Regions from separate parts of the Mus musculus genome. Here regions 2, 3, 4, 5, 6 and 7 are each linked to region 1. A link is a loop called in an ENCODE intact Hi-C map of the cell type or tissue named here. Cell type or tissue: heart. All regions are shown on one strand. Each heading gives the region's core, and the rest is flanking DNA. Links, peaks and the distances in the headings are about the cores only. Region 1 holds the start of Znrf1 (zinc and ring finger 1). Region 2 overlaps Cfdp1 (craniofacial development protein 1). Region 3 overlaps Znrf1 (zinc and ring finger 1). Region 4 holds the start of Zfp1 (zinc finger protein 1). Region 5 overlaps Zfp1 (zinc finger protein 1). Region 6 overlaps Fa2h (fatty acid 2-hydroxylase). Region 7 overlaps Znrf1 (zinc and ring finger 1).

What was found. Hi-C counts contacts between places; a loop is a spot of excess contacts. Peaks named below come from ENCODE experiments on the same cell type or tissue, not always from the same donor. Only the 100,000 strongest peaks of a DNase experiment are listed, where the experiment ranks them.
Region 2: a loop joins it to region 1, with 2.0 times the contacts of the local background. A loop is called at or near these places in 3 of 42 quality-filtered maps.
Region 3: a loop joins it to region 1, with 8 times the contacts of the local background. A loop is called at or near these places in 29 of 42 quality-filtered maps.
Region 4: it touches region 1 in a loop (5-fold over the local background); 9 of 42 quality-filtered maps call a loop at or near these places.
Region 5: a loop joins it to region 1, with 8 times the contacts of the local background. A loop is called at or near these places in 5 of 42 quality-filtered maps.
Region 6: a loop joins it to region 1, with 2.4 times the contacts of the local background. A loop is called at or near these places in 4 of 42 quality-filtered maps.
Region 7: a loop joins it to region 1, with 4 times the contacts of the local background. A loop is called at or near these places in 9 of 42 quality-filtered maps.

What each region holds. Positions count from the first base shown.
Region 1 is chr8:111,533,567-111,537,907 of GRCm38, reverse strand. It overlaps Znrf1 (zinc and ring finger 1), which reads right to left and starts at 1,268. Exons shown (of 4, transcript NM_133206.4): 1 at 344-1,268. The coding sequence starts at 767. In heart, for the core only: a CTCF peak has its summit at 1,785 (motif pointing left); DNase peaks (open chromatin) are centred at 547, 767 and 1,477; H3K4me3 peaks cover 1,779 bases; H3K27ac peaks cover 1,710 bases.
Region 2 is chr8:111,823,264-111,827,604 of GRCm38, reverse strand. The region is part of intron 5 of Cfdp1 (craniofacial development protein 1); the gene reads left to right. Among named protein-coding and RNA genes, the nearest start is that of Cfdp1, 29 kb to the left of the region's middle. In heart, for the core only: CTCF peaks have their summits at 2,190 (motif pointing right) and 3,078 (motif pointing right); no DNase peak of the experiment used is centred there.
Region 3 is chr8:111,623,798-111,628,138 of GRCm38, reverse strand. Znrf1 (zinc and ring finger 1) reads right to left here. Exons shown (of 4, transcript NM_133206.4): 4 at 2,419-4,341. It overlaps Ldhd (lactate dehydrogenase D), which reads left to right. Exons shown (of 11, transcript NM_027570.4): 8 at 1-40; 9 at 561-651; 10 at 750-861; 11 at 949-2,528. The coding sequence ends at 1,114. Among named protein-coding and RNA genes, the nearest start is that of Ldhd, 4.4 kb to the left of the region's middle. In heart, for the core only: CTCF peaks have their summits at 2,006 (motif pointing right) and 2,978; DNase peaks (open chromatin) are centred at 2,008, 3,248 and 3,938.
Region 4 is chr8:111,641,481-111,645,821 of GRCm38, reverse strand. Zfp1 (zinc finger protein 1) reads right to left here and starts at 2,379. Exons shown (of 4, transcript NM_001037665.2): 1 at 2,210-2,379. In heart, for the core only: no CTCF peak of the experiment used is centred there; DNase peaks (open chromatin) are centred at 1,221, 1,911, 2,301 and 3,061; H3K4me3 peaks cover 2,220 bases; H3K27ac peaks cover 2,064 bases.
Region 5 is chr8:111,660,911-111,665,251 of GRCm38, reverse strand. The region is part of intron 2 of Zfp1 (zinc finger protein 1); the gene reads right to left. Among named protein-coding and RNA genes, the nearest start is that of Zfp1, 20 kb to the right of the region's middle. In heart, for the core only: CTCF peaks have their summits at 2,381 and 2,592 (motif pointing right); a DNase peak (open chromatin) is centred at 2,571.
Region 6 is chr8:111,340,847-111,345,187 of GRCm38, reverse strand. Fa2h (fatty acid 2-hydroxylase) reads left to right here. Exons shown (of 7, transcript NM_178086.3): 7 at 1-50. Among named protein-coding and RNA genes, the nearest start is that of Mlkl, 4.8 kb to the right of the region's middle. In heart, for the core only: a CTCF peak has its summit at 1,754 (motif pointing left); a DNase peak (open chromatin) is centred at 1,747.
Region 7 is chr8:111,595,733-111,600,073 of GRCm38, reverse strand. The region is part of intron 1 of Znrf1 (zinc and ring finger 1); the gene reads right to left. Among named protein-coding and RNA genes, the nearest start is that of Ldhd, 32 kb to the left of the region's middle. In heart, for the core only: no CTCF peak of the experiment used is centred there; DNase peaks (open chromatin) are centred at 2,553 and 4,113; H3K4me3 peaks cover 607 bases; H3K27ac peaks cover 2,693 bases.

The sequences.
Region 1 (4,341 bases), core at 236-4,235:
ACCATGCTGCAGCGGCAGAAATGAAGAGTCTCAGACAAGAAGACCTTTGAGGATCATGACGCTAATAAATGCGACCTCAATAGGCAGGTTTCACTCAGCCATCCACAAGTGAACACATGCCTGCAGTCCTAAGGTACCCGGCTCCACACGCCTAGTAGGCAGCTTTCCCCCTAGGCAGTAGTTATCTTATTTGATCCTATTCATCCTCTGACATGGAAGGAACCAGGGGAAGGGCAGGAGTTAGCTTCATACCCATACCTTAGCACATTAAGAGGTTTCGGGCGCCCCGGCGCGCCCTCCCTTGCACTCCACCCTTCAAGGCCTCCGTCACCCGCGGACTCACCACTGTGCGAGCTGAACCACCTGGGTGCGATGTGCAGAGGTAGAGCATCCGCCAGCGAGGCTCGGGAGCCCAGGTACAGCATCCCGTCTCTATGGTGACCGCCGCCGGTCTCTTGGTAACCATTGCCGTGGGCATAGGTGGAGTCCGACGTGGACCCTCCGCCGCCCGGCGCCCTCTCGGAGTCGCCGGTCCCGCGGGAGGCGGGGGTGTAGAGACTAAAGGGCACCCCTCCGGCCGTGCTGGGGTCCATGCCCATGCCCGCCACCGAGCTGACCGAGCGGCTGCGCAGCCCCATCGCCCCGCCGCCCGTCCGGTAGTGCCCAAAGTGGGGCGCCCCTCCCGGCGGCGGCACGGCGCTGTCATCCGTAGAGACCCCCGGGAAGGGGCCCCGAGAGCGGGCCGCCGTGCTCTGCTTGCCCCCCATGTTCGCCGGGGCCCCGGTGGGGCGGGAACGTGGAGGCTGAAACCCTCCCCCACTACTCAGAAGCGGGTGGAGGTCTGGGCGAACATAAAGGCGGAGGGTTGGGGTTGGGGAGAGTCACAAAAGAGCCCCGAGGGGAGAAAAATGAAAAAAGGTGAGGGGGGGAATCCTCAAAAAAAATCCGCGGGGTGGAAAAAGCAAGCGAGCGGGGACCCCAAACTAAGAATTTCAAACTGTCCAAGCCGAATGCATGTTCCCCTTAAGGTCCGAAGAAGCGCGGTCCAGAGCCGGCGCCTCGCGCCACAGGCCGCCCCCGGGCTCCGGAGCCTAAGGAGCCGCAGCGAAGGGAGGGAGGAGCCGGAGGAGGCCGCTCGCCCGCAGCAGGAAGCGGCGGAGGCTCCGGGCGCCGCGCCGTTCGCGTCCCCCGTCTCAGGACTCCTCAGCCCGCGCCGGCGGCCCTCACTCCTCCAGGCTTCGGGAGGGCTCGCGGCGGTGGGGCAGCCAGGCGGAGCTCTGGAAGCCGCGGTCGCGTGGCGTCGCGCTCCGGCTCCAGCCGCCGCCGGCCCCGCCAGCCAGCCGCACCGCCCCGCTCCGTCCCGGGCTGCGCTCGCCGGCGCTCCTCGCCGCCGTGGAGACAATGGAGGGCGGCAGAGCGCACGCGCGGCCCGCGCCCCCTCCCTCCTCCCGCACCCCCCCCCCCGCCGGGTTAACCCCTTCGCGGCCCCTGCGGCGCAGCAGCGAGCTGCGGCCTTGGAGGTCCCCACCCACCTACCGCCTGCGCCCCGGGCGGTCCAGGGACAGGACGTCTCCAGCCGCCGGGCGTCTGCGACAGAGGTCAGACTTCCTCTGGATCACAGCTCTGCTGGAGTCGCGGCGAAAGTCGAATCAATGTCTTCAAAACGAGACCCTGAGTGGGGGGAGGGGTAACGACGGTTTTAGCGGGTAGGAAGGAAACACCGAGAAGAAAGAAAAACCAACTAATAAAGCCTACCTGGGTTTGAAGGGTCACTGGGGGAGCTCCCCTCCCGCCACAGACCTGCCCTCACAGCACCCTCTGGTGGATATGCTGTCCATTCGTTTGGAGGTTCTCCATCCAAGGACCCCAGCCAACCTTAGGAAGTTTAGCATGGGGGGCGGGGGGGGGGGGGGAGGAGGGAATCAGCTTGGACCCAAACACATTTGGGATTAGCTGTTAGGAGATACAACAGTGCCCCAGTGGCGCCTAGACTTTGCTGTCGTTAGATCAGAACCAACTATTTGGGTCTGAATCGATTCCTTAGGCTAGAATATAATCCTCAAAATCAATAGGTGGATTAAAAAAAAAAAAAAAGTAAGAACCATGCAGCGGGAAAGCTGTTTTAGAAACTCCTTGCCCAAGGCCGATTGCTGTTTTGTTTATCATGTATTTTGACATAGAGCCATATTTTGACATAGAGCCACAAGGCAAGGGCACAGTACTCAATAAATATTTGTTGACCAAATTGCATTTTGCAACAGAGACTCACCTTGCCAGGTCAGTCCCAGTCTTTCTCATATTTTCACTTTGCTTATTCTTTGAGCAAATAATTTTTCAAGTGCTCAGCTCTGAGCACCGTAAGCATCACCCAGTCACTAACCTGACCTTCTCTTGTCACTCTGTCAAGTGGGCTCCGTGCTTCCGAAAATGGAATTGGAGGGAGATTTAAAGGGGCTAATAGACTTGTCTCTTCCAGTGTGACTAGCCTGGAAGGCCACAGAAAGATGGTTGTTTGCAAGCACAGAGTGCTGGGGGTGAGCTAAAAGCTTCGAACAAGCTGGGCAGTGGTGGCCTATGCCTTTAATCCCAGCACTTGGGAGGCAGAGACAGGAGGATTTCTGAGTTCGAGGCCAGCCTGGTCTACAGAGTGAGTTCCAGGACAGCCAAGGCTATACAGAGAAACCCTGTCTCGAAAAAAAAAAGAAAAGAAAAGAAAAGAAAAAGAAAAGCCAATGCAAAAATTTTCATGGCTGTGGTGCTCACCTTAATCCCACCACTCGAGAGGTAGAGGCAGGACAATCTCTGAATTCCATGCCAGCCTGGTCTACAAACCAAGTTCCAGTACAGCTAAGGCCACACAGAAACTCTGTTACAAAAAACCAAATTGCGTGTGTGTATCTAGGGGCTGGAGAGTTGGCACAGGGGTTAAGAGCGTTTGTTCTTAGAGAGGCCCCAGGTTCATCCCAAGCACCTATGTGGTGATTCACAGCCATCCATAACCCCAGAGGCATGATACATGCATACATACAGTCATTCATATATAAAAAAAAATTAGTAGCCGGGCATGGTGGCACATGCCTTTAATCCCAGCACTTGGGAGCCAGAGGCAGGCGGATTTTTGAGTTCCAGACCAGCCTGGTCTACAAAGTGAGTTCCAGGACAGCCAGGGCTATACAAAGAAACCCTGTCTTGAAAAAAAAATTAGTAAATAAAATTTTATAAAAATAAACGTAAGGGTTGGTGAGATGGCTCAGTGGGTAAGAGCACCCGATTGCTCTTCCGAAGATCCAGAGTTCAAATCCTAGCAACCACGTGGTGGCTCACAACCATCTGTAACGAGATCTGACGCTCTCTTCTGGTGTGTCTGAAGACAGCTACAGTGTACTTACATGTAATAAATAAATCTTTAAAAAAAATAAAACAAACACACTGAGATAATATCCAGAATATTATCTGTGTCTAAATCAGGAATGTGTGCACTTCTAAAACTGAACTGAGTGATCTGAAGAAAATTTTAAAAACTACTAGAGGCTGGAGGGATGACTCAGAAGAAAGTACGTTGCTCTTGCAGAGGACCTGAGTCTGATTTGAAGCATCATTTCCAAGAAATCAGATGACCTCTTTTGGTTTCCATTGGCACCCGCACATAGGTAGCACTCACTCATGTAGACATATACACATACAAATAAAAATCAGTCTGTAAAAAGGAAACATCTATTTTTTTTTTCTCAGAAGAAAGACTATGGTAATCAGAAAACAGAAAAAAAAAAACCTAGATTCTTGACACATCTACTTTTGAAAAATACGTTATAACCATCTTAACAAAGTTGTTTTCATCTTATTCACTACACACATGTGTGTATGTGTGTGTATGTATGCATATATAGTTATCCCCCAACTCAGGTGCTGGAGATTAAAGCTAGGGCTTCATATATGCTGGGCAAGTACACTACTAGTGAGCTATAACCCATTCCCTAATAAAATATTTAAAACTGAGAAGTTCCAGACTCTCCTAAATTCTAGCATACAGTGAACAAGACAGTTGGCGTTCCCTTTCTCATAACCTTCAGAACAAGCATTTTGTGCCCTCTTGAATGGCTATGATCAGAGGAAGATGGTAACCGCTGCGGAGAGATCAGACCCGCCAACCTTCCTGCTGGCAATGTTAAATGGTTGATTGTTTTGGAAAGTTGCCTGGCAGTTCCTCAAGAAGATTAAACAAGCTGAGTGTGACAGGCTCACATCTTTTATGTCAGCAGTAGGGAGACAGAGGCAGGAGGCTGGCTGTGCTTAAGGCCAGCCTGGGCTACATAGTTTCAGTCCAGCCAGGGCTACACAGTG
Region 2 (4,341 bases), core at 306-4,305, 290 kb before region 1:
CCCAACAGAACTGTCTAGGATATCATGAATGAAAGTTTATTGGTACTTACTAACAATAGAGGAAAATAGATACTTTAGCAAACATGACCTCTGATATGAGAGATCAGAAAGTGATTTTTTGTAAGAAAGCAATGCATTGTTTGTTTAGAAGTGTGTACTTGGAATGTTTGTTTGTTTGTTTGTTTGTTTTAATTGCAGAATCTTACTATATAGCTAGGCTGACCTCAAGCCTGTGATCTTTGCCTCAACCTTTGAGTGCTGGGTTACAGGTGTGTGTTACCAAACCTGGCCCAAAACAAAACAAAAACAACTAAAAGCTTTAATGAGACTAAGTGTGACACTATGTAATTTATCAATTTGAATTTTACCACTTATTAGTTTGTGGCATACACACAGGATATATCCATCGTAATGGGCAGCTACAACACTAGACCTGTTACCAGTTACTCTGTCTTTCCAAACCCACTCATGGACTTTCTGGTCCAGGTTTGTTTATTTTAACGTTTCATGAATGGAATCCCAATATTTCCTTTTGTTCTTTTTAGAAGATGTATTTATATAATTTATATGTATGAGTGTTGGCCCACATGTATGTCTGCCCGTGTGTGTATCTGTGGGAGCTAGACTGTTAGAGTCCTCAGAACTGGGTCTATGTGGTGATGAGCTGTCATGTGGGTACTCAGAACAGACCCTCGGGGTTCTGCAAGAGCAGCAAGTCAAGCCCGGTGGCGGCGGCGACAAACCTTAATCCCAGCACTCAGGCAGAGGCAGGTTCGAGGCCAGCCTGGTCTAAGAGCAAGTTCCAGGATGGCCAGGACTGCACAGAGAATCCCTGTCTCGAAAAATCAAACAAAAGGCAGCTCATCCTCTTAACCACTGAGGCTCCTCCCAGGCCCTGTCTGGCTCCACTGACTTCTTAACATAACATCTTCAAGGTTTATTTATGCTTCAGCATCTCTCTATAATTTACTCTTTTTTTAAATCTCCTTTGTAGACTAATGTAATTGTAAGATTGTACTCCAAGCCGGGCAGTGGTGGCGCACGCCTTTAATCTCAGCGCTTGGGAAGCAGAGGCAGGTGGATTTCTTCGTTCAAGGCCAGCCTGGTCTACAGAGTAAGTTCCAGGACAGCCAGGGCTACACAGAGAAACCCTGTCTCAAAAAACCAAAAAAAAAAAAAGAAAAGAAAGAAAAGAAAGAAAGGAAGGAAGGAAGGAAGGAAGGAAGGAAGGAAGGAAGGAAGGAAGGAAGAAAGAAAGAAAGAAAGAAAGAAAAGATTATACTCCATTTTGTTTATGTGGGTGCTAATTAATGGACTTTGGGTGGTTTTTATTTTTGGCTATTGAAAATGTTTTGTGGACATTTATGTACAAACTTTTTTGTTATTGGGTGTTTTCATTCCTCCAGGGTATATCCCTACAAGACTTTGTAGATTAGCAGTAGCTAGAACAAGCTCTATTTTTCTAAAAATTTTAATCTGTGTTTATTGGTGTTTTGCCTGTATGTGTTTTTGTGTATCATGTGCCTGGTGCCCACAGAAGCCAGAAAATGTTACGATTCCTTAGAGAGTGGAGTTAAAGAGATGGTTTTGAGCCACCATGTAGGTTCTAGGAACTGAACCTGTGTCCCCTGCAAAAGCAGTCAATGCTTTTAACCACTGAGCCATCTCCAGCCTCCTTTCATACTTTTAAAGTGTTCTTTAAAAAAAAAAAAAAAAAGGACCTCTAGCTGGGTGTGGCTACTGAAGTCTTTAATCCCAGAGTTTGGAAGCCAGAGGCAAGAAGATAGATTGCTGCAGGTTTGATGCTGGCTTGATCCACACAACTAATTCTAGGCAAGCCAGGGATGTTAGCAAACCCTGACTTAACAAAATAACACAAGAACAAAAGAACTGTGTGTGAAGTCTTCACAAAGTAAAATTAGAGAGCCGGAGAGGTGTGTCTGTACTGTAGACCATGTTTGTTGTGTTCTTAGGTCTGAGCTGTGCTGCACTTCTCAGGGTGTGAAAACACTGCAGTGCTTTCAACAAGCCTTTTTGCATGAGTAGAGCAGGCGTGGAAAGTTACTGCGCGTGCAGAATTCACCCAGCTTAAGGGTGGGAATGGTTTGTGAAGAGAGCACTGTGATCATCTAGAGAGGACTAAAGTCTGCTGGTTAGTGACAGCAGTGAGCGCTGAGCATGCACTAGAGGGCAGAAGTCACCCTGGGAAAGCAAGCACTCAGGCACACCAAGCCGTTCTAAGACTGGACGGTGCTATTTATTTTTGTCTGCCTAATTAGTCTTTGATAAGAGATTTCTTTGTTTTGTTTTCTTTAATATATCTAGATATATTAAATTACAGTTTGGTTTATTTTCAGCTCTGCTTTGGAAAATTATTTTTCCCTCTCATTTCTGTAACACACAGTTTTATTTGTGGAGATTTTTTGTTAATTACAGATAGACATGCTAACATGGCACAGCCGTGAAGGTGCTTGTTGTCAAGCCTCATGAGAGAAGTGTCCCTCACGAGTCGTCCAGTGGCCTCCACACACAGAGTGTGGTACTCATGATCGTCTCCCTCTGCCCCAACAGAAAAAAATAAATATAAAAAAATTAAAGAGAGAAATTGTGCGCCGCCTCAGGGACTGCGTTATTAATACTGATCCTTTGCAAATACTCTGCTGCTCATCCCCGCGTGTTTGTGTGGAAGTTGCTGTACTCATCTGTTCTAATGTCAGGGAAGCACACCGTTCACTTGGAGCAGACAGTCTGTGTCTATGTTCTCACCAAAGTTCTGGTCAAAGAATCTTGGTACTATTTTGTGGATGGTTATGAGCATATAGCAAGACTCACATTTATTAAATTTGTAATTTCTTGTGGATTTTTCTTACAGGAGAGGCTGAGCAGTTGTGTTCTAATTATTTTGGTTGAGGATGAAAACGAGGCTGACCTGCATTCGTTATATCCAGTTACATGGTCCGGGGCTCTTGCCAAAACCCCACTACTCAAGCAAAGCTATTGTAAATGCAAGATGAAACAATTAAAAAAAATGTTTTTAAATGTATTTAATATGAATGCTCAGCTGCATATACACCTGGAGGCCAGAAGAGGGCATCAGACTCCCTTATAGATGGTTGTGAGCCACCATATGGTTGCTGGGAATTGAACTCATGACTTCTGGAAGAGCAGCCACTGCTCTTAACCTGTGAGCCATCTCTCCAGCCGGAAATAATTTAAAACTTTGAAAACAGATGATATAGAAAAGCCTACAGAAGCTGGGCGTGGTGGTGCACGCCTTTAATCCCAGCATTCGGGAGGCAGAGGCAGGTGGATTTCTGAGTTTGAGGCCAGCCTGGTCTACAAAGTGAGGTCCAGGACAGCCAGGGCTATACAGAGAAACCCTGTCTCGGAAAAAAAAAAAAAAGTTTGAGGAAAGCCTCTTTTACTATGGTTAATTTAAGTGTCAGGTGGGTCCCTTACTCCCTTCTCTTCATAAGGCGAGCCCTGATGTTATACCAAAAGCCCCCCAACCCCCAATTAAAACTTGTACTGAGGACGAGTGAGGTGGCTGAGTGGCTGAGCAGGTAGCTGTGCTTGCCATGCCAGCCTGACCACCTAATCCTCAGTGGAAGGGAGAACCGCCTCCATCCACAAAGCTCCCTGGCCTCCTACTGTGCACTGCAGCGCTACTCACCTGCACACACCTACACACACACACACACACACACACACACACACACACACACACGAATAAGTAAGAACTGTAGAAGAAAGGCATCCTTAAACTGGGTAATGGTGGCGCACCCCTTTAATCCCAGCACTCAGGAGGCAGAGGCAGGTGGATTTCTGAGTTGGAGGCCAGCCTGGTCTACAGAGTGAGTTCCAGGACAGCCAGGGCTACACAGAGAAAACCTGCCTCAAAAACCAAAAGCCTCTTTCCATTCCAGCAGTTCCCCCGCACATCCCTTCCCTGTGTACACTGTGCTCTTGCTCATGCGGGCCCAAACCTCAGAGTTCTTCATCCTCTCTGCCCCACTTTGCACCCAGTCCAATAAGTTCTTTTAATTTTGTCATTTTAAAAATCATTTTATTTATTTACATTCCAGATATTGCCCCCCTTCCCAGTCCCCCTCCCACTGTTCTTCATCCCATTCCCCATCCTCTTTGCCTCTGAGAAGGTGCCTCCCTCAGCCCCAGGCACCCCCCTTCCCTGGGGCCTCAAGTCTCTACATGATTAGGTACATCTTCTCCAATTGAGGCCAGACCAGGCAGTCCTCCGATATATATGTGTTGGGGCCCTTGGACCAGCCCATGTATGCTCTTTGGTTGGTGGGTTAGTCTCTGGGAGCTCCCAGGGATCCA
Region 3 (4,341 bases), core at 206-4,205, 90 kb before region 1:
TGCTTGGTATGCAGCCTTGGCCCTGAGTCCAGGAAGTAAGGTGAGCTGAAGCTGGGGCTGGAGGTGGGATCTACCCACTCACATAGAGAAGACTGAGGCCCACCAAGGGCTGGCTGAGTGGGTGTGAGGACAAGGGGCTATAGACCACTGCACCCAGCTATTCCAGAGTCTAGAGAGAAAGAACTGTTAATTTGCTCCAAACTTAGGAGTTCACAAGTCAGCCTCAGGTATAGTGTTGAGCACTTAGGAATTCTAAACATTGGAAGGGCCTCCTGGGGAAGAAATGGAGAGGAAGGAGGCAGTCTAGCTAGATGGGACGGCTGGGCAGATTATGCAGAAGTTCAGAAGGGTGGGGCTGCTGGGACCCTGCATGGGGTCCAGGCTTAGATCCAGGGGAGTAGTGAAGACCTGGGCTAGCGAAGAAGACCAGTGGGTCAGATGTGTCACTCCGCGACATCAAGACCCCTTGGATTGGTCCTAGGCTTGACCACAGTGATCCCTTAACTTTGGGTAGGCAGTGGGTGATGGGGGGAATCACACAGGCTTGCCTTCCGATTCAGGCCTATTCCACGGACGTGTGTGTACCCATCTCCCGGCTGCCAGAGATCTTGGTAGAGACCAAGGAGGAGATTAAAGCTTCAAAACTCACAGGTTTTGTTCTACTTCACTGCCGTCTGGGAGGCGCTGGGGTTAGCCAAGGCCTGGGCAAGGAGACTAGAGGCGACACTTACTGTTCTCTGGGCCCCTAGGAGCCATCGTTGGGCATGTGGGTGATGGCAACTTTCACTGCATCCTCCTGGTCGACCCAGATGATGCAGAGGAGCAGAGGAGGGTCAAGGCCTTTGCAGAAAATCTGGGCAGGTGAGGACTGTACCGGGGAGGGTTGGGGGCTGGGGAGGGCGGAGGCTGAGGGAGGAGTGCTGGGGGTTCCTTCAATTGGCTTCCTAGGCGGGCCCTGGCACTCGGTGGGACATGCACTGGAGAACATGGCATCGGACTGGGCAAGCGACAGCTGCTCCAAGAGGAAGTGGGCCCCGTGGGCGTGGAGACCATGCGGCAGCTCAAAAACACACTGGATCCCCGTGGTCTCATGAACCCAGGCAAAGTGCTATGAGGAATGTGTAACCCTTGGCTGGCAATCTCCAGAACACAAAGCCCGCCCCTGTTCTGGTCTTTTCCTTCATGCCAACGATCGAGCACGAAATGGAAGGGCTGATGCTATCTATCTATCTATCTATCTATCTATCTATCTATCTATGCCTGCCAGGTAGCCTCTGTAGCTGGGGCTCAAGATGAAGGTGAGGGAGCTGGACTCTCTCACAGAAAGCTGCTACCCTTGTTCTTAGGAGCCTTTTACTCCGGTAGAAAACCCAGGGTGTTTCCCAGTGGGGTGTCTTCCTGGCTGGCAGAGGTGGTGTGGATCTACTCCAAGCTAAGATCAGATCCCAGATCCGTCTGTGGGGGCCTCTCCTCTGCTGGTGCCCTGCATCATGACTCACCCTGTATATATGATGACAGGAGCGTTCCTTTCCTTGCAGAGGGAGGGAGGACCGTTCCATCCGGCACTGTTGGGCCGGCTCTTTGGTCACGTGAGCCCCGTTTGCAGCTGCATCCTTTCCCCCTCTAGGTCTCTTGACCTTGGGCTAAAAAGCATTTGTTTTGGGCCCATCCCCAGACTAACTGTAGCCTGGGGAGGGGATGGAGTTCAAGTTTTGGAAGAAAGTCAGTCCCAGCCCCTCTGCTTTTGCATACCTGAGGCAGGAGACCTGCCAGTGGTGGAGGTCACCTGACAGCTTCCCCACCAGGAAACTGAAGCACCTTCTTCAAGCTGTTATGGTGGACAATAGAAATACAGATGAACTAACCTACTGTGTCCCATCCCTATCCATGGTATAAAGCTCTATCCACCAGCGCTTACTTTCAAAGTCAGGGTCTTGCCTACTTTGGGGCCTGGCAGTTTTGAGACTCCCTGGTCAGAGCCCTGGTCTGGAGGTACTTGCAGTTGTTCCCCAGAAGTCCACGAGAGGGCGCGCAACACCAGAAACCTAGCAGACACTTTTAGGGTGGCCAGTCTCTAGGCATTTTACCCTTGTGGGTCCCAGTCAACTGTAGTACCATCTTCTCTACTGCTAGGTACTTGGGTTGGAAAAAAAAAAGGAAGAAGCAGCCTCCTGCCCCCCACCCTGACACTTTCTTAGTCCAACTTCAGGTCTGTCTCATGATTCTTTGGCTTGCTCCCAAACTACTTCAGGATGAAGAAACCCAAACACCAGTCCCGAATTCACCATTGAGAAATATCGCCAGTGAACCCCCCTCACCCCCAGACAGTCTGTTCACCTCAAGTCCTCCCAAGTTGAGTTCCACTGGGCAGGGCTCCTACATACACCCTCCAATAATGGGAAACTCAATACACAGCCATTTCCCCACAATTTCTTTTATTAAAGAAAATCCCAAACATACAGAAAAAGTTGAAAGAACAAATACACTATATTCACTGAAATATCAGTCGTTGAAGATTCAACAATGGACATTTTTGCCTTATTTGCTTTGTATATTTTGGGGGAGGGGAGACCATATGGGATTAGATTATACATTTCTTGAAATCATTCAACTATATATTTCAGCCACTGTCTCCTAAGGAGGACATTCTCCTATGAGTTTCAATACTATTAAATGGCTTAGATGGGTGGTTTTCAAAAGGGGCTCCTGGAGCTCTCAGAAGGCTTTCTGGGCTCCTCAGAGCTAAGGGGAAGAACCCATCCCTTGGCTCTTCCGGATTTTCTTCCTTCTCAGAAAGGCAGAGTAGGAACGAACAACACAGGATTCTGGAGGGCTGTCTGGATAAAAGGTGACACACACAAGTGCCACCTTGGGAAGCCCAGACAAGCCCAGTCCCACCCACCCCTCACACCAGGCACTGGCAATCTGGGTCCAAATTCAGAGGACATGACAGCCAACAGAGGGCTTTGGTGTGCCAGGTGGGGGCGGAAGTCACTGGGGATGGGATGAGCACCAGCCTAGAGAGCCTAGAATAGCACCCGGTGTGGGGCTCAGCGCCGCCCCAACCAACTCAACCACGGGACTCAGCCACAGCACTGCCAGGGCAGCCGAGCTCACACAGCCAAGGTGGGCACACAAAGCCTGTCTCCAGGCCCGGGGGTCAGACAAGGAGATCTCTTTGCGGGCTGGGCCCTGGCCCGCCAGCTCTGCTGGTAGGATTATATATAGAACGGGGAGACACAGGTGCCAGGCAGAAGCTGGAGGTGCTGGGAATAGAACAGTGCCCTTTGCAGTGACATAGCTACAAGGAAGCCTGCTGCGCATGTGCCAGGCCTTTGGGGCAGATCCCCGACACAAACTGAACCGAGCCGCATGACCCTGTCCCCACTTCACATGCAAGGGATCGAGTTCACGGTTCCACCAAGAAGTAAAGTGCCCCAGTACAGACAAGAGCCCAGTTTCTGGCCATTGACAGTGCTTACAGTTCAGGTCCTGAGGCGTCTGACACTCAGGCTCTAAATAAAGCACTCTTAGTTCTCTGAACTTGCCTCCCTGCCTTGGTGCCCACATGCCCACTGGCCTCCAACACATGTCCTTGCACAGAGCAATTGCTTCAGGACGCATCTGAGGGCAAGGGTGGTAGCATAGTCCAAACTTGTGGGCCTGCTGGGACTGGGCCCTGACACAGCAGTACAAGGGGCAGGTCTGGAAATGGTCATGGTAGAGAGGTGGTGCCATCTCCCTCCAGAGCTTCCCTTAGCTGGCTCTGCAGGAGGCCCTGAAATGCAGCTCCTGGAGCCTGGCTAGAAGACAGGCAGGTATGCACTGCTGCTCTGCCCCGAGGTTTCCTGCCCAGCCTGCAATTTGCTAACTTGTATGAGGCTGAGTGGCTGGTTCTGGTTCAAGGACTGTGAGCTGGAAGAAGCCCAGAGCAGGGCCTTTTCCGGGGCCTCAGAGAAGCATGCCCATGAGTCAGCACTTGGCTCTGCACGGAGCAACAGGCAAGCAGAGGGTAGGGAGGGGGGCAGAGGCTCTGAAAAGCAAACGGACTGGGCTGGCATCTCCAGGTGCCTGTATCCTCTGGTGGCTGTAAGAGCTTTGCCCCTGAATATCATTCCAGTAGCATCCTATCACAACCAGAGATGACAGAAGACTGACAATCACTCCATGATGCTTAAGAATTTATAAACTTCAAAGACACAGCCGAGCCACTATGTAGAGCCTCTGCCCAGGAGTGGCTAAGCCATTACAGGTGCTGAGGGAGGGGGTGTGGGCTGAGAGGTGGACAGAGGGAACTGGCATTTGCCTTCCACCTTGATTGTGTAACAACACTTCATTAAA
Region 4 (4,341 bases), core at 18-4,017, 110 kb before region 1:
GTTCACAGGAATGGGGGTGGTCATGGGGCTGCAGGGGACTAGGGACAAACAGGCCTTAAGGCCATGGAAAGATCTAGACAACATAACTACAAAGGCCAGAAAAACCTAGATGGTCCTTACTAAAAAGCACTCATTATGTGACTTATCTTTAAACTTGGAATTGTATGAGGAGATACGTGTACCCTGATCCAATGCCTGCTGCATTAGTTAGCCAGGGTGACCTTGGGGACATCAACGATAGAGAGTTAAAGTGGTCTCAAGAAAAAAAGGCATGGATAGGAAAAGAAGAAGTATTCTGGGGGCTGGAGAGATGGCTCAGTGGTTAAGAGCACTGACTGCTCTTCCGAAGGTCCTGAGTTCAAATCCCAGCAACCACATGGTGGCTCACAACCATCTGTAATGAAATCTGACTCCCTCATTAAGACAGCTACAGTGTACTTTCATATAATAAATAAATAAATCTTTTAAAAAAAAAGGAATCTGTAAAAAAACAAGCAAATGACAGGTGGGCTTATCTTATAGGAGGAAAACGTGTGTATGATGCAGAAACAGATAGTATTAGAAGGAGAGTGTAGTTTAACGGGAAAGTACAGCAGGCTAGTGAACTAACGTTTATGGAGAGATTGTCAATCTTGGACCTGAGGCTATGGAATTGTTAAGATATGGAAACAAAGATTAGAGAATTAAAAGATGATATGCATATAAAAAGTTAGTCCTTCATTCTCCTTGCTACTGGAGGGACTGGAGAGATCAATGCCTAGAGAGAGATCAGACAGAGCCACCTGCTTTACTTGCGAAAATGTTAAAACTTTGTAAAGATTTATTTAATATATGTAAGTACACTGTCACTGTCTTCAGACACACCAGAAGAAGGCATCAGATCCCACTACAGACGGTTGTGAGCCACCATGTGGTTGTTGGGATTTGAACTCAGGACCTTCAGAAGAGCAGTCAGTGCTTTTACCCCACTGAGCCATCTCTCCAGCCCAGTAAGAGATTTTTTTTTTTTTTTTTTTTTTTTTTTTTTTTTTTTTTTTTTTTTTTGGAGACAGTGTTTCTCTGTGTAGCCCTGGCTGTCCTGGAACTCACTTTGTAGAAATCCGCCTGCCTCTGCCTCCCAAGTGCTGGGATTAAAGGCGTGCGCCACCATGCCCGGCAAGAAATCATTTTAACCTCAGTAGTCTGTCACTTTTCTGTTCTTATAGCCACTTTAATGACTGTCTGCTGTGCCAGGAAACCGCAAAAGCTATGCCCAGCTGCCGTGAAGAACAGACTGTGTTCAAACAATAAGAAACCACAAGAACTGTGCCCTGCTGCCCGTGAAGAGAACACTGTGTTTAAGAGATAAGGAAATGTACTTTTGCTTAGCTTTCATTTCAAAGAAACGGGGGTTGGAGGTTCGGGATTACTGGAATTTATGTAACCATGGATTTTTTTTTTTAGAAAATGATTAACAGCGGTAAAAAGATTTAATGAATAAATCTTTAGTAAATAAAAGACTGGGTTCAGTTTCTGACAAGAGAACACATGAACTGACAGCTTGTATCCACTACTGACTCATATATTATTCAGTCAGCACCACTCCCACTCACCCCTTTCTCAGGACCATCCTCACCTCAAGCTGAGGCTGGACCTCGGCAACATACTTATATGAAAACTTTTACCCAAGCTAAACAGAAAAGTCAATATTAGAAAAAAAGAAAAGCCAATGTTAGGAAAAAAAAAAAGAAAAAGAAAAATCTGTTATACTGACGCTCAAACCGGAAGTAACGGGATAGACGTGATAATTCCGTGACAATATAACTGGAAACACCAGACACCAGGAACAAGGAGGTTCCAGGAGCCCGCAAAGCCACCGTGGGGGCGTGGCTAGCACCGTGAGCCCCGCCCCCACACCCTCGTGGAGGGTCAAGCGCGCGCCCGCCCGCCAGGCTTCCAGACTCGCCCCCGCGCGGCCTGAGCCCCGCGACGGCCAGCAGTGGCGCGTCTCCCCCCAAAGGGAGGCTGAGCCCGGGAGCTGCCCGTCCTCCTCCGACCCCACACACGCCGACCGCGAACAGCCCATAGGGACCGACTCTCAGAAGAGCTCGAGGCCCGACCCTACGCCCAGGGGTCGCCGCGGCCCGCAAGGCGTCGAAGTTGAGACTCCCACTCCGGCGCAGACGCGACCTTCCTCCCGGGCCCGCGCATCCCGGCCTTGCAGACATACCTGGAGGGGTCTAGCCTCCACTCGCGGTTCCGGGTCACGAGGCTCGCGGAGAAGGGGGCTCTTGTCACCCACTCGCGACTGCAGGTGGGGGAAGGGCGAGCGCTAGCGCTTTTGCGCAAGCGTGCACCTTGTGGAGCGAGCGGCCGTTCCCAGAGTCCTCGGAGCTGTGACGCTGAGGTGTAGGACTACAATTCCCATAATGCCTCTGAGCCGCGCTGCTAGGAACTCTGGGAAACGTACGCATTATTAGTTGGGTAGGGACCGTTTTTTCCAAGTTAACAGTCTGGTTTGTGTTACGGTCCCTTTCATCTTCCTGTGCTGTTAAAAACCCGGATTTGGAGTAACTGATTAAAACTTTCAACAACAAAATATGTGCGTTAAAGCAAATCTCAACCGCACTGGAAGCACACACCTTTCTGGGTGTGGTAGTGCACGCCTTTAATTCAAGCTAGTGAGAAGTAGAAGCAAGCAGAGATCCCTGGGAGTTGGAAGACTTAGAAAGTCTCAGTCCAGTCAAGGCTACAAAGTGAGATCCCCGTGTTACACCCACCCAGACACACACATTACCACTACCACCATTTTCCTTAACCTCTCGGCTCTACAGTTACTTTTGGAAGCACTGGCACAAATAACCCCATGTTTGTTGGTTTGAGACAGGGTCTTGTCAAGCCTAGGCTGGCTTCAAACTAATGATCTTCCTGTTTCAGCTCCCTGCTTACTGGGTTCTGGAGAGGGGAGGAAGCTAAGTAAACTCACTTCAGATACAAAAGCTTCAAAATGAAAGCTTCATTTTCTGTATGGGGCAGCCAGTTCTGGATCTGAACCTCGTCCCCCAAGGGAGACTGCACTGCAGGATGGGAACACAAAGGGGGGCGGGGAGGGGCTGTTGCAGTGACTAATCATATTTTGACACAAGGAGTTAAGGAAGTTTAACATTGGTGGTTGTGCCTTATCCTGGTTTCAATGTCCTGAGTCAGCTTTTGCAGTCAAGTCCCCTCCTGGACTCTGACCTGGCATTTAGAATGATAAGGGAACTGCACGTAGTCCGTTAAATCACGACAGGAAATAAATACACTTACTATTTGCATGCCTTAGTTAGATAATGGGATAATGGCAAAACCCCCTTTTTATATCCATTACTGGTTAACACACAGACATGAAACACCTGAAGAAGCAGGATAGGAGTTGATTCTGGGATCTGGGAACATGAACTCAGTTTTGGCCCTGCCAGCAAGATGGAACTTGTTTCTGAGATGGTTAGACTCATGAAATGTCTCCTAACAGGCGAACGGTACCATGCTCAGTATGATTTTATTTCTGTTTTGACCGTGATTATGAACACTGCATAGCTGCATGCATATGGTGCACATCCATACATATAATAGTCAAAACACTCATGCACATAAAATCGTAAAAATTTGTTGTTGATGATAATTTTAACTTTGCATAAAATATACACAAAACTATTTCTGAGGCATGGGGGGGTCAGGAAGGAAAGGAACGGGGATAGAATTGATCCCAGTGCTCAGAAGTAGAGCAGCAGGAGTAGGTGAAGGCTGATCTGGGCTATGGGAGACTGCCCCTCACATAGAGGGGGAGTAATCTCTAATCTCTCTAATCTCAGCACTTGGGAGACTGAGGCAGGGTCACTGCTATGAGTGTGATACCAACCTGGGCTGCTACACAGTGAGTTCTAGGCTAGCCTGGGATAGAGAGTTGAAGACCAATCTCAAAACTAGAGCTGGAGCCTGCTGTGGTGTGCTCAATTTTAATCCCAGCACTCAGGAGGCAGACACCATTGAATCTCTGTGAATTTGATGCCGTCTTAGATTGCATAGTGAGTTCCAGTACAGCCAGGGCCATGTAGATTCTTCTTAAAAAAAAAAAAAAAAAAAAAGCACCACCACCAGCAAAAGCAGGGCTGGAAGGTGGTTCAGAGGATGACGGTGCTTGCCAACAAGCCTGACGCCTTGAGTAGCAGCCCTGATCCTCCACATGGTGGAAGAAGAGAACCATTTCCCACAAGTGATCCTCTAACTTCCACATGCACACTGGCACATTTGTGAGTGCACACATGCCATATTGTCATCTGTATTTGTTTTTTTGTTTTTTGTTTTTTTGTTTTTTGTATT
Region 5 (4,341 bases), core at 296-4,295, 130 kb before region 1:
AAGGCGTGCGCCACCACGACCGGCTCTATGTGCGGATTCTTACATGTACTTGCTCTGGTCTGTCCTGGACATGTGCTAACTAAGGACATTTCTCTCCTCCTTCTACACCAAGATGCCTTGGATCAGGTAAGGATACTCCATCCATCTAACAGATCTGCCTGCTTTTAACCAACTCCCGAGAGCTGGCAGTCAAGTGGTAGAGCCAGAAGCAGAAGATAGAGAGCATCTGCCTCATCAAACAGTGCTGTCAAACACTGAGCACTGGATGCACACTCTGACCCGGCCTGACACACCAGCAGCATTGAGCCCTGTACTTCCTATCCTGACCTTGCCAGTGACTTTCTCAGTGAGGGTTCTGTGAGCTTTCGGGAAAGCTACAACTAGACTATGAGCCACAGCTTAGGTAAGTATTGCTGTCTGCCAGTAAGACTATCCCTTATACTGCCACCAGCTAATGCAATCTGAACACAAAGGGCCAATGAGACAGTTACCTGGGTAAAAGGGCTTACTGTCAAGCCTGAAGACTGAGTTCCTTACCATGTGGTGGAGAAAACTGACCCTTGAAAGTTGTCCTCCGACCTCCAGGAGTACACTATGACACACATCCCCTAAGCCCCCAACCATGTGCACAAAACTTTTAAAATGTAACTTAAGAAAACCCAACTCCCCAAGAAGGGCTCAACTGAGCTGGCATCGCAGGGAGCTGGCAGCCGCTTCTTAACCCAGGTATGCACAAGCGCTCACACTGCAGACCGTTTCTTTTCTGGGTTTGGGGTGGGGGTACTAGAGATCAAGCCCGAGGCCTCAAGGATGCAAGGCAAGTACACTATTAGCAGAGTATATCCCTCCCTAGTACTTTACTGTGTACACTGTTATTACACAAGGCATAAGGAAAGAGGGCTGGCAGCTTGACTCGGTGGTAAGCCAGTCATCAATGCTGACGACCTGGGTTCAATCCCTGGAACTCACATGATGGAAGAACCAACTCCTGAAAGTCAAGGCTCAGATGCCGTAGCACACACAAAACGGGTTTTAAGACCGTCTCCTTATGTAGCACTATCTGGAGCTGAATTTACAGAGGCTACCTGCCTCTGCTTCCTGAGCTGCTGGGCTAAGGGTGTGGACACCATGCCCCTTACAACATTAATGAGAATGAGAGAGTTTTATGCTCTAATAAATCCAAAAGATGTCATTTGCTCTGCTGGTGCACACCTATAATCCCAGAACTTGAGAAGCTGAGGTAGTACCATGATTTCAAGGCAAGCCCCAACTACACAGTTTCCATGTCAACACCAGCTATACAGCAGGATTCTCTCCCCCTCACCTCCACAATACTACTAAACAAAACAAACCCAGCCAGGTGGTGGTGCACATCTTTAATCCCAGCACAAGAGAGGCAGAGGTAGGAGGATCTTGAGTTCGCAGCCAGCCTGGTCTATGAGAGTAGAGAATTCCATGATAGCCAGGGCTACATAGAGAAACCCTGTCTAGAAACAAACATACAAACAAACCCAAAAAACAAAACCAAAGTTAACCCCCTGAGTAATCAAAAAACAACCAAAAAAACCCCCAAAATACAGTACAGACTAAGAACATCTTTGAAAAACACTTATCTGACAGAGCTGAGAGATGGCTCAGTGGTTAAGAGCACTGGCTACTCTTTCACAGGACCCCAGCTGGATTCTCAGAACCCACTTGGCAACTGACCACTGTAACCCCAGTCCCAGGGAATCAGATACCCTCTTCTGGGCTCCAATACACCAGGACACATGGCAATGCAATATTCTGAGAATATCTTACATTCTAAGAGACTGGAACTTCACAGCTAATATATTTTAAGGTCCCTTAAAATTTAAGACTGTCAATGTTACTGTACCCTCGAACTTTAGCCTGCCTTTAAGAGAACAATGTGATAACAAACATTAGATGCCTTGGGTGTACTAAGTCATCAACTTTTACAACCTGAGCTAATGCACAGCTCTAATCTTATGTATTTTAAATGCCCCGACCCAGGGCAATGCATGTGTACCATCTGCCGAAAGCAGCAAATACTCCCTAAAACCCACCATAATGTTAAATAATCATAATCTCTAGTTAATGTGTTATCTGTCAGCTGGAGTCAGCTCAATTCAGGGACTGAATCCCTTGTAAAACTTAGATTTCAGTAAAGTTCCCCACTGCCATGTAGTGCTTTCTGGGCTGCCCAATAGAGACAGAGCAAACCCTTTGCTAGGGACAGACCACTCCCACACATAAGACACATATTGCACATACAGACTCTACACACACACAGGGACAGGCAGGCCGAGAGAACCCCACCTGCACTCACTCTGGCGACATAACTCCAAGGGGACGTGCTTTTTTTTAGTGTGATATCAACGCATTATTGGTAACTCAGTTAATCACGAATGTCCTTCACTAATCCCATAAGATGCAAAATGGCAAGAGGGGCACCAGCACATTTGATAAGCTTTGTTGTTGCCCCTTTCCTTGCGCCAGGCCTTAGGGTTGGGGATGTTGCTGCTCAGTTGGATGAATTGAATGCAAGTTGACCAGGCCTGAGTCTAATCAGGCCCCCAAGCAGAAGCAGCAGGTGGCAGCACTGAGTCACCAAAGACAAGATGACTGTAGTTATAATGGGAAGCACAGGCAAAGCAATGTCCATATAGGTCTAATCTGTGGTGAATTTTATAATGGCATAACTCTCATGGACCTTTGGTGCTGGTTAATCAACCATGGTACTTCTGGCATGAAATGGTAAGAAGCCTACTGCATTCTTTTTTCTTTTTTCTTTTTTTAAAGCAGCTGTACAAATGGAAAATCTCTTAACAAATAAAAGAAAGGCTACACTGGATCATGGCAAAAGGGGATCTCTGCCTGTGAACTGATTCCCATACTTGAGCCAGTTTGCAGACCCAGAAGTCCATGGATGAAGGATCTTAATAAAATGCCTAAAAATGTTACTCTTAGCCTTTCTCCAGTCGTTCCCCAGAGGGACCTATGGCCTTTTACAAGGGGAACTGTACAGTGGGGGAAAGGAAGCAATCAGATTATCTGGGTCTATTGGTGGATACTGATTCTTGCTGATTGCGGGAACCCCAAAAACATTGTTGTCCTCCAATTAAAGTTAGAGCTTATGGAGGTCAGATGATTCATGGAGTTTTGGTTGAAGTCCAACTGGGTCCCCAAACTCATCCTCTGGTTATTTCCCCAGTCCCAGAATGTATAACTGGGGTGCATATACTTAGAAGTTGGCAGAATTCTCACACTGGTTCCCTGACCTGTGGAATGAGAGCTATTACTGTTGGAAAGGCTAACTGGAAGCCTTTAGAGTTGCCTCGGTCAGGGAAAATAGTAAATCAAAAACAGTAGCACATCCTGAAGGAATTGCAGAAATGTGTGCCGCCATTAAGGACTTGAAGGATGCAGGCAGGGGTGGTGTCCCTGAGCAGATTAACACATCTCCTAGCACACGGTTTGCAATTATTGGTCTATTAAATGCCCCTTTTCCTAGTACCTGTCCATAAGATCACCAAAAACAATTTCTTTTCAGCTGAATTTCCAGCACCCGAGTCAGAGGTTTCTCTGTACAGCCTGACTGTCCTGCAATTTGCTCTGGAAACCAGGCTGGCCTCAAACTCACACCCAGCTGCCTCCAAAGCACGGAGATTAGATGTGCCACCATGCCTGCCTGAAGCTTTCAATTGGATCTTGATCATCAATTTCACAAAATATCGGTTCACCATATTGAGGACATGCTGATTAGACAGAGTGAACAGAAGGTAGCAACCACTTCAGACTTGTTGGTAATACATACATACATCAGAGATGGAAAATAAACTATAATCCAAGGGCCTTCTACCTCAGTGAAATTCTTGTTTGTTTGTTTGTTTTTGAGACAAGATTTCTCTGTGTAGCCCTGGCTGTCCTGGAACTCACTCTGTAGACCAGGCTGGCCTCAAACTAAGAAATCCACCTGCCTCTGCCTCCCAAGTGCTGGGATTAAAGGCGTGCGCTCAGTGAAATTCTTGAGAGTCTAGGGGTGCGAGGCCAGCAGAGACATCGGTTCTAAGGTTAGGGATGCATTACGCAGCGGCCCCTCCCACCACCAAGAGGCAGCACAGGGCTTAGAGGGTCTATTTGGATCCTGTAGACAGCACACTCCTCACTTGGGTGATTATTCCCACTCATGTATCGGGTGACTCAGAAAGCTGCGAGCTTTGTGTGGGGCCTGGAACACAAGGCTCTTCAACAGTTCCAGGCTGCCCTACCACTTGGACCATATGACCCAGCAGACCTGATGGTATATGAGTTGTCAGTGGCAGACAGGGATGCTGTCTG
Region 6 (4,341 bases), core at 17-4,016, 190 kb after region 1:
TGTAAATAAATTGTATATTTTGAAAAATAAAACATTGAGAAGAAACCAGCAAAGACCCATTGGTGTTTGTTGATGGTGACTGGACTCCATTATCACTAGGAAGGAGGGACACTGACTGGTCTAGAAGGAGGAAGATGTTATCACTCTGAGCAAGTTGTACCCAGTTTCTGGACAATGGGATAATAAAAAGCTGACAGGCTGGGTATGGTCATAGTATATGCCTTTAATCCCAGCAGAGGCAGAAGCAGGTGGATGTGTTGAGTTCAGTGCCTGCCTAGTCTACAAAGTTCCAGGACAGCAAGGGCTACACAGAGAAATCCCATCTCAAACAACAAACAATGAAAAACCAAAAAGTTCCCCCATCCCTCAATACCTACCCACTGCCCACAGTTCCTCAGTATAAACTCTAGCCCGGCAATCATCTATGCTGGGATTTTGGCTAACTTGATCTTGGATAGGTCTTACACAGGTGACCACAGCTACTGTGAGGTCATGATTTCAATAACATATAAAAAAAAGTAGTAAAAATAAAAATTAAAAAAACAATAAACATATAAAACATGTAAACATAAAAAAGACAGCATCTCCCAGCATTCCTCATTCTCTATGCCTCCTCTTCTGTGATGTTTCCTGAACACAGTGATGTGGAGTTAATATAGACACTCTGGGGCTAGAGAGATGGCTCTGTGGTTAAGAGCATTGATTGCTCTTCTTAAGGTCCTGAGTTCTAATCCCAGCAACCACATGGTGGCTCACAACCATCTGTAATGAGAACTGATGCCCTCTTCTGGGATGTCTGAAGACAGCTACAGTGTACTCACATACATACATACATACATACATACATACATACATACATGCATTTAAGAAAAATAATACATTTCTGTTTTAGTCCCAGGTGTAGGACATGGGGCTGCTTCAGACTTCAGACTGTCCACAGCAGCTGACTATGTTACCTCTTGCTGTAGCAGGGGCGCCATTTTGACAGTGGCAGACAGTTCTCAGCGATCGTGTGACTCTGGGAATTTGGGGGACTCTTCAGAGAGTATATAAACGCTAGGGCCCCAAGAGCTGGATGTCTTTTTTTTTTAAGGTAGTCTTGTGCAAAGAAGAAACAAGAACAAGAAGAAACTAGATATCCTGAAGAGCAAACTTGTCCCCCAAAAACTTGATACCCCTACGCAGCAGAAAGTACTCTAACAGTAAAGATGTCGGTTTTCCCAATCTATCCTTTTTTTCTCTCCTATCTAGTGTTAGGAGGTTGAAACAGTGGAAGAAATGGGTTGGAGAAGGGTGGAAGAAAAAAAGAACCCACCAATAGCAAAGGCAGGCTACAGGGGGTAGCCAAAGGCAATAAATAGCATTTAAACAATCTATCCAACCTCAGCAGAAATTCAAGAAAGCATGTTCAAAAGAACTCATTAAATTCTGATCAGAGCAAAGCAAATACACACATTGTCTCTTATTGATCTAGCAATTGTTCTTGCCTGAGCACCTAGCGCCAGCCAGGTGTTAGCACTCCCCAGACCACTGGGTCTTTGGGTGGCGGGAGGAACTACCCCTCAGTTCTGTTCTATTGCATTCTTTCTTTAGCTCTGAACTCTGATCTCTGCTTTGTACTTTGTATCCTTTTGCCTTGTGCACAGAACAATAAGCTACATGTAGCAAAGCCCAGTATAAGTAAGTCAGCCTTGTCTCCGTCAGATCTGCCTAGGAACAGTTGGGTTTTTGCCTTCTGGTCCCTGGACTCTGCTGCCCTCTGGTGACAGCATGCAGCCCCGCCTTGTTAGGGCAGTCTTCAGAGTTCCTGTTTAGAAACCATGCTTGTGTGATTAGTTTTAAAACTTCCCGTCTTGTTCTCTGGTCTAACTTCCCTGTCTTATCTACTGTTTGGGGAGGAAATGAATACTCTCGTGTGGATTTCCAAACAGCCGCAGTGGCTGGAATTTCCCTCACAGGTATTCTGCCCAATGAATGAGTTGAATCTATAATGCATATTTCAGAATAAGTGTAATCCTTGGGAAATGCTGGAGCTCCTATCTTCATCCCACACACACAGAAAGCTAACACAAAAGAGGGGATCCCAGCTTCTCCTAGGCTCTGTGGAATACAAAACCTCCAACAAGAACAACAGTGAAGATGACACAGGACACGATTGAGAGGTAAGAAACAGTGGTTGGGGGAGGGTTAACTTTGAGAAGCATCAGAGAAACACGCCAGGTTCATTTACTTGAAGACAAGACACCAGAGTCTTTATACACTAGTCAGTCCCTTCCCCCATTAGCTTAAGATTCTCTTTGAGGGCATCACCTGTCTTTATTTATAGCCACCCCTGCCATCCATCTGTCTTAGTCCATTTTGTGTAGCTATAACAAAATGCCTGAGAGTCGGTACTTTATTAAGAAAAGAGGTTTATGTCACTGACTGTTTTGGAGGCTGAAAGTCCAAGGTTGAATGGCCCCATCTGTTTGGTTTCTGGCTATGTCTCACACAAATACAAAATGAAATCTTTAAAATTAAAAAAAAATTTAATGAAATTAAAATTCTGTGCAACACACCAAGAAGAACTACCATAAGAAAGGTGTTTTCATTAAGAGTTTCTATTGCTCTGATGAAACACCATGGCTAAAGAAACTTGAGGAGGAAAGGGTTTGTTGAGCTTACACTTCCACACTGCTGTATACTTGCTGATGCAGACACCATGGAAGAATCCTGCTTACTGGCTTCATGGCGTGTTCAGCCGGCTTTCTTATAGAACCCAAGACCACCAGCCCACGATGGCACCACCCACTTTGGGCTAGGCCCTCCCCCACTGATCATAATTAAGACAATGGCTTACAGCTGGATCTAATGGAGGCATTTTCTCAATTGACGTTCCCTCCTTTCAGATAACTCTAGCTTGTATCAAGTTAACATAAAAGTAGAAAGCAGAGAAGGGCTGAAAGAATCACTGTGCAGAAGAGATACACAGAGAGAGACATCAGACACTGGGCTTTGAGATGTGTTGAGCCCTGCTTGCTCTTCCAATCCATGTTCTATTCCACTCAGCACCTGTGGAGGCGGATCAGTGTGCACGCCTGTGTTTATTTTGCCCTGTTCTCAAAACACAAGACAAGGGATGAGTCAACAGATGGGGGAGTAAAGCCAGCTGTTTGCCTCCAAAAGTTTTGCTGCTTTTGTGTATCAACTTGTCACAAGCTAGAGTCATCAGAGAGGAAGGAGCCTCAGTTGAGGAAATGCCCCCATGAGATCCAGCTGTAGGGCAGTTTCTCAATTAGTGATCAATGGGGGAGGGCCCAGCCCATGGTGGTGCCATCCCTCAGCTGGTGTCCTGAGTTCCATAAGAAAGCAGGCTGAGCAAGCCACATGAAGCAAGCCAGTAAGCAGTACTCCTCCATGGCCTGTGCATCAGTGCCTGCCTCCAGGTTCCTGCCCTGTTTGAGTTCCTGTCCTGACTTCCTTTGGTGATGAACAGCCAAGTGGAAGTGTAAGCTGAATAAATTCTTTCCTCCCAACTTGCTCTTTCGTCATGATGTTTTGCCACAGCAATAAACACCCTGACTACAACAGTTGCTCTTATAGAGGAGCCAGATTCAATACCTAGCACCCATATAGTCTTCACAACCATCTGTAACTCCAGTCCCAAGGGACCAGACACCCTCTTCTGGCTTCCAGGGGCCCTACATATACATGGTATACACATGTATATGCAAGCAAAACACCTGTGAAGTAATTTAAGTATTAGAATAAAATAAGATGTTGATGCAATAGAGGAGTCACCCTATGGCTTCCACATACACCTGCTTAGGTGAGTGTGCACACACACCCACACATACACACAGACACATGAGTGTGCACACACAAACACACAGACACATGAGGGTGCACACACACATACATGCATACACACACATAAACACATACATACACACATAAACACATGAGCACACATGAACACAGACACAGACACATAAACACACACACACACACATAAGACAACCACACACATAGACACACATATACACACAAAAACACACACACACATACACACACAACACACCCATCTGATCATACTCACTTAAAATGTTTCAAGAATTTTCTCAGTAAGAAAAGATTTCTATATTTAATTCTGCTTATTTCACACCATTTTCTAAAACTGTTATTAGTTCTGTTTTACATTTAGATCTACAATCCTTTGGGGTTAATTTTTATAGACGGGTTGCAGCCGGTTTGTCCTTAGTTGTTATTCCTTTGCCATTTGGATACCAAATATTGAACAAGGAATTTGTAATACATATACTCTCAAGATTTGTCAATAAAAAATAACAGAAGATACAGACA
Region 7 (4,341 bases), core at 232-4,231, 62 kb before region 1:
CCTTATCGTTTCTCATAACCTGGTCATCATGCTTGGACAAGTTTACAGGAATCCCAACCATTACACATAAAATGTGGGTGTAAGGTCTCCAGGGGGAGCATTTGGCTTGCATTTTGGAGATGTCTTATTTAAAGGATGGGCCATCTGTTGAAAGAGGGACATTGTCCAGTATCCAGAGGATCAAGCCAGGAGTTCTTCTAGTTCCCAGACACCAAGGATTACCTACAAGCAAGCAAGGCAATTACGATGGATAAATCCAGCCCTGACATGCTTACTGACCTGAGCACTACCTTCTCCCTCCTCACTCGTCATACCCATGTCAGCCTCCACACACCACACAGCCATGTTCCTGGTACCCAACAATCCTCACCACTGCTTGTGTGGGCTTTCCAGTGTCTGGGCAATGCCAAAGAATACTGTTCAAGATAAATATAAGTCATGGGAAGCAAGTCCAATACCACTGCCTCTTAAAAACCCGAACCAGAACCGGGAGAAGTGGCAGCCTTTAGTTCTAGCACTCAGGAGACAGCAGCAGGTGGATCTCTGAGTTTGAGGTCAGTCTGCTCTGCAGAGAGTGAGTTCTGGGACAGCCAGAGCTACACACAGCTCTTGAAAAAAAGAAACAGGGCTGGAGAGATGGCTCAGTGGTTAAGAGCACTGACTGCTCTTCCAGAGGCCCTGAGTTCAAATCCCAGCAACCACATGGTGGCTCACAACCATCTGTAATGAGATCTGATGCTCTCTTCTGGTGTGTCAGAAGACAGCTACAGTGTGCTCATATACATAAAAATAAATAAATAAATCTTAAAAAGAGAGAGAGAAAGAAAACAACAAACAAACAAATCAAAACCAAACATGGGGGGAAAAAGCTAGTGTCTATGTAAATGTGCAATTATCAGCCCCAAATGATTTGCGGGTTGTCTCTATATTACAAGGGGAAAGAGCATTTCTTTCTGCAGCTTCAGGGGGCAGTGTTGGAGCAAGACACTGGCTATGTAAACTGAGCCCCATTTACAGCAACCATCCTCAGCAAACTTCCCAAAGAAAACTGACTGGTCTTGGAACCACACTGTGGATAGAGATGAAGTCCCAGTGTTCTTTATTCATATAGCTCAAGATCCCAATATTCAACTAGCTCCCCCTCCCCAAGGGATGCCAAGTTTTGTTTCTTTATTTTTTCTAAATTCACTTATTACATGTGTATTGGCATTTTGCCCTATATGTGTGTGGGGTGTGTGTGTGTGTGTGTGTGTGTGTGTGTGTGTGTGTGTGTGTGTGTAGTATATGTATGTGTTACACAGTTGTGAGCTGCCATGTGAGTCCTGGGAACTGGGGAGAGCAGTCAGTACTCTTAACCTCTAAGCCATCTTCTAGCTCCCAGCTTTCCTTTTTTTAATAAGGGAAAGGAAGATGGAGGGGGAGAGAGTAAGAGATGGGAAAGGGGGGACAAAGAGAGGGAGGGAGGAAGGACGGGAGAGAAAGAGCATGAATGTGTTTGGAGAAAAAAGGTCAGTTAAGAAAGAGACAAGAAAGGGAAAAAATAATACCAAGAATTCATACTGGACTGATTTCTGGGTTTCTAAAGGCATGATCCACACCATTAGATGATTAGAATTTTTCAATGACAAGAGAGAAAATGCTTGATTAGTATTGGACTTATTGGCAAATGGCCATAATACTTAAACACAAATGATCATTCATATAGAATAAAACTATTTGTTTGCACTGTGCAACATTTTTTTAAAAAGATTCATTTATTTTTATTTATATGAGTACACTGTAGCTGTCTTCAGACACACCAGAAAAATGCATTGCATCCCATTACAGATGGTTGTGAGCCACCATGTGGTTGCTGGGAACTGAACTCAGAACCTCTGGAAGAGCAGTCAGTGCTCTTAACCACTGAGCCGTCTTTCTAGCCTGCATTGTGCAACTTAACATCTGTAAATATCACCAGCCCTGGCCTTCACATCACTGGAAGTCAACTAGAAGGTTCTTCCTAGGTGCTCCCTATAATCCCAGATTATAAAAACACATACTCCTCTGTTCATTTCTCAGAAAGTACTAGCTGAAGCTTGGGCCCTAGCACATAAGAAACAATGAACATTTGGATTCCTGCGTGACTTTAGCCCTGGCCCCTTCTCATCAGCACATCCTCCGCTCGGCTGCACTTACACCCTGGAGTACATGGAGGCAGACACTCAGGATATAGTTCCCAAGGCCACACTGGGTTTTGAAATGGCACCTAAAGAGAAAAACACAGGATGGAAGAGGGAGGGAGTGCCAGCCTCACAGCCTTATTGCTTTCCTGTCACCCACAGCTACATGGAAATATCCTAGTGTTTTTTGAGGTATTGACTAAAGGGTCAAAAGAAATTTCCTAGAGAGTCCCTGGGTATAGCACAAACAAAAAGAGCCTCCAATTCTAAGATCCCTAAAATAGCACATGATCTCTACCAGGGTGTGCAAGGCATAGTATTCATTGTTTCTCCTCTGGCTCAGATTACTTGACTCTGGGAGATAAGAATGAGGAAGTTGAGGGTGGGAATAAGGAGACTGGTGGAAAAGACTCCAACATGTTAGTGGGAACATGAGGATACCTCATAAATCTTTCCTGTGACAACAGAGCCAAGGTTAAGAAAGCCAAGGCCCTCCTACTGAAAGCAAGCAATCTGTAACAGAAAGTTACATCACGGACAAGCACAAGGCAGCAGACAAATTATGTCCTATGCAGTCTGTGTTCTGGACCTTTCCCTCATAAATGCCTATGAGATGAGAGAACCACAAACTGCAAACTCCTTCTTCACTTTGACATTTTGCCTTGAGGACTATTTTTATATTGGTTTTAACATTTCCTTATTTCCAGTCAGCACACCAATTTCCCAGAAGATTGGCTTCAGAAACATAAATATTGACAAATACTGCTTATTGAAATATGTGGCAAGAATTAAAAAGCACCCATCCAGACAGACAGACAGATCTCGACTCAGCACCAGTGCTCAGATGCTTTCTCTCTGTTCAAGAGAAATGAAGCCAGCATCAGGCACATCACCTCCCGACTCGAGGCTGTACGCCTTTAATCCCAGTACTTGAGGCTAAGGCAAGTTCCAGGTCAGACAGGGTTACAGAGTGAGACCCTGTCTCAGAAAAGAAGGCAAAGCGGAATAATTGGGATTCTTTGGTCCTGCTGAAAATTATCTGGGCTCTCGCAGTCCATTTGGGTTGCTATGACTAAATACTGTGGACCACCAGTAGCTTAAAGAGCAAATATTTATTTCTCACAGTTCTATTGACTTTCAAGCCAAAGATACAAGGTGCTAGCAGATGTAGTGTTTTACTCCTGGCCTGTAGGCAACAGCCTTCTTGTTGTGTCCTAACATGGTAGAGAGTGCTGGTGACTCTGTCTCGTCTAAAAGCACAACTCCATGATCAAGACTCCATTGTAACAACCTTATCTAAAGCCAAGCACCTCCCACAGACCCCACCGCTTACACCACACCAGATGACGGGATTCCAGAGAGGACTTGGAGTATAATCTTTACACCCACAGAGTACATTCTATTCTCTAGGTACCAATGAAAACATAACTGCTGGCCAAACTCAGGATGGGCATTAAATCAGTCAGTCTGTCCATTCACATTTACTCTATATTGAACAGTAGGATACACAGCAGAGAATTAAATATAATTTCTACTCTTGGTGAATCAATGGGTGTCCTTAGGGAACTGAACAGAAATGTCCACAGTGGATTAGGCTTATCTGGTGAATAGACCTTATACATAGATTCTTGGGACTCTTGGGATGGGCTCAGGATCCATCCGTTTCCAGAAGCACTACGCCAAGTTCTCATGGAACCGTATGAAGGAGGACCAACCGTGTACTACTGCACAGAGCTAACCAACTACAGGTATGTGCACCCACTGCTGGAGTTTACCCCGGCAGAGGCTGCCTTCAACTTCTCAGTTCCAGCAACTGCTGAAACCAGGGCGAGGGGTAAGTAGGACAGGGAAGTGCGCGCGCCGCAGAATGTCGGTTAAGAGCCCGCTGTCTGCAGACTGCTTCCTGCCTGCCACAGATAACAATCGCATGTGCCTGTGTACAGATCTCTACCAGACAGTGGTGTGTTTGTGAAGGGAACTGTTGCGGTTGGTCCCCGGGCAGGCTGAACCAATCCCATTAGGCTAGAGCAACCTGCAGCCTCTCATTCTTCCTGTCAACAAGAGCAGGTGGAGGGGCCCTTCTAGAGGTGCCCAGGGTGCAGCCAGCAGAGATGACCTAAGCTTACTACTCTTAATGGGCTGGCAAGGGTCCCAACAACCACTTTCAGAGCAAAAGGGACTA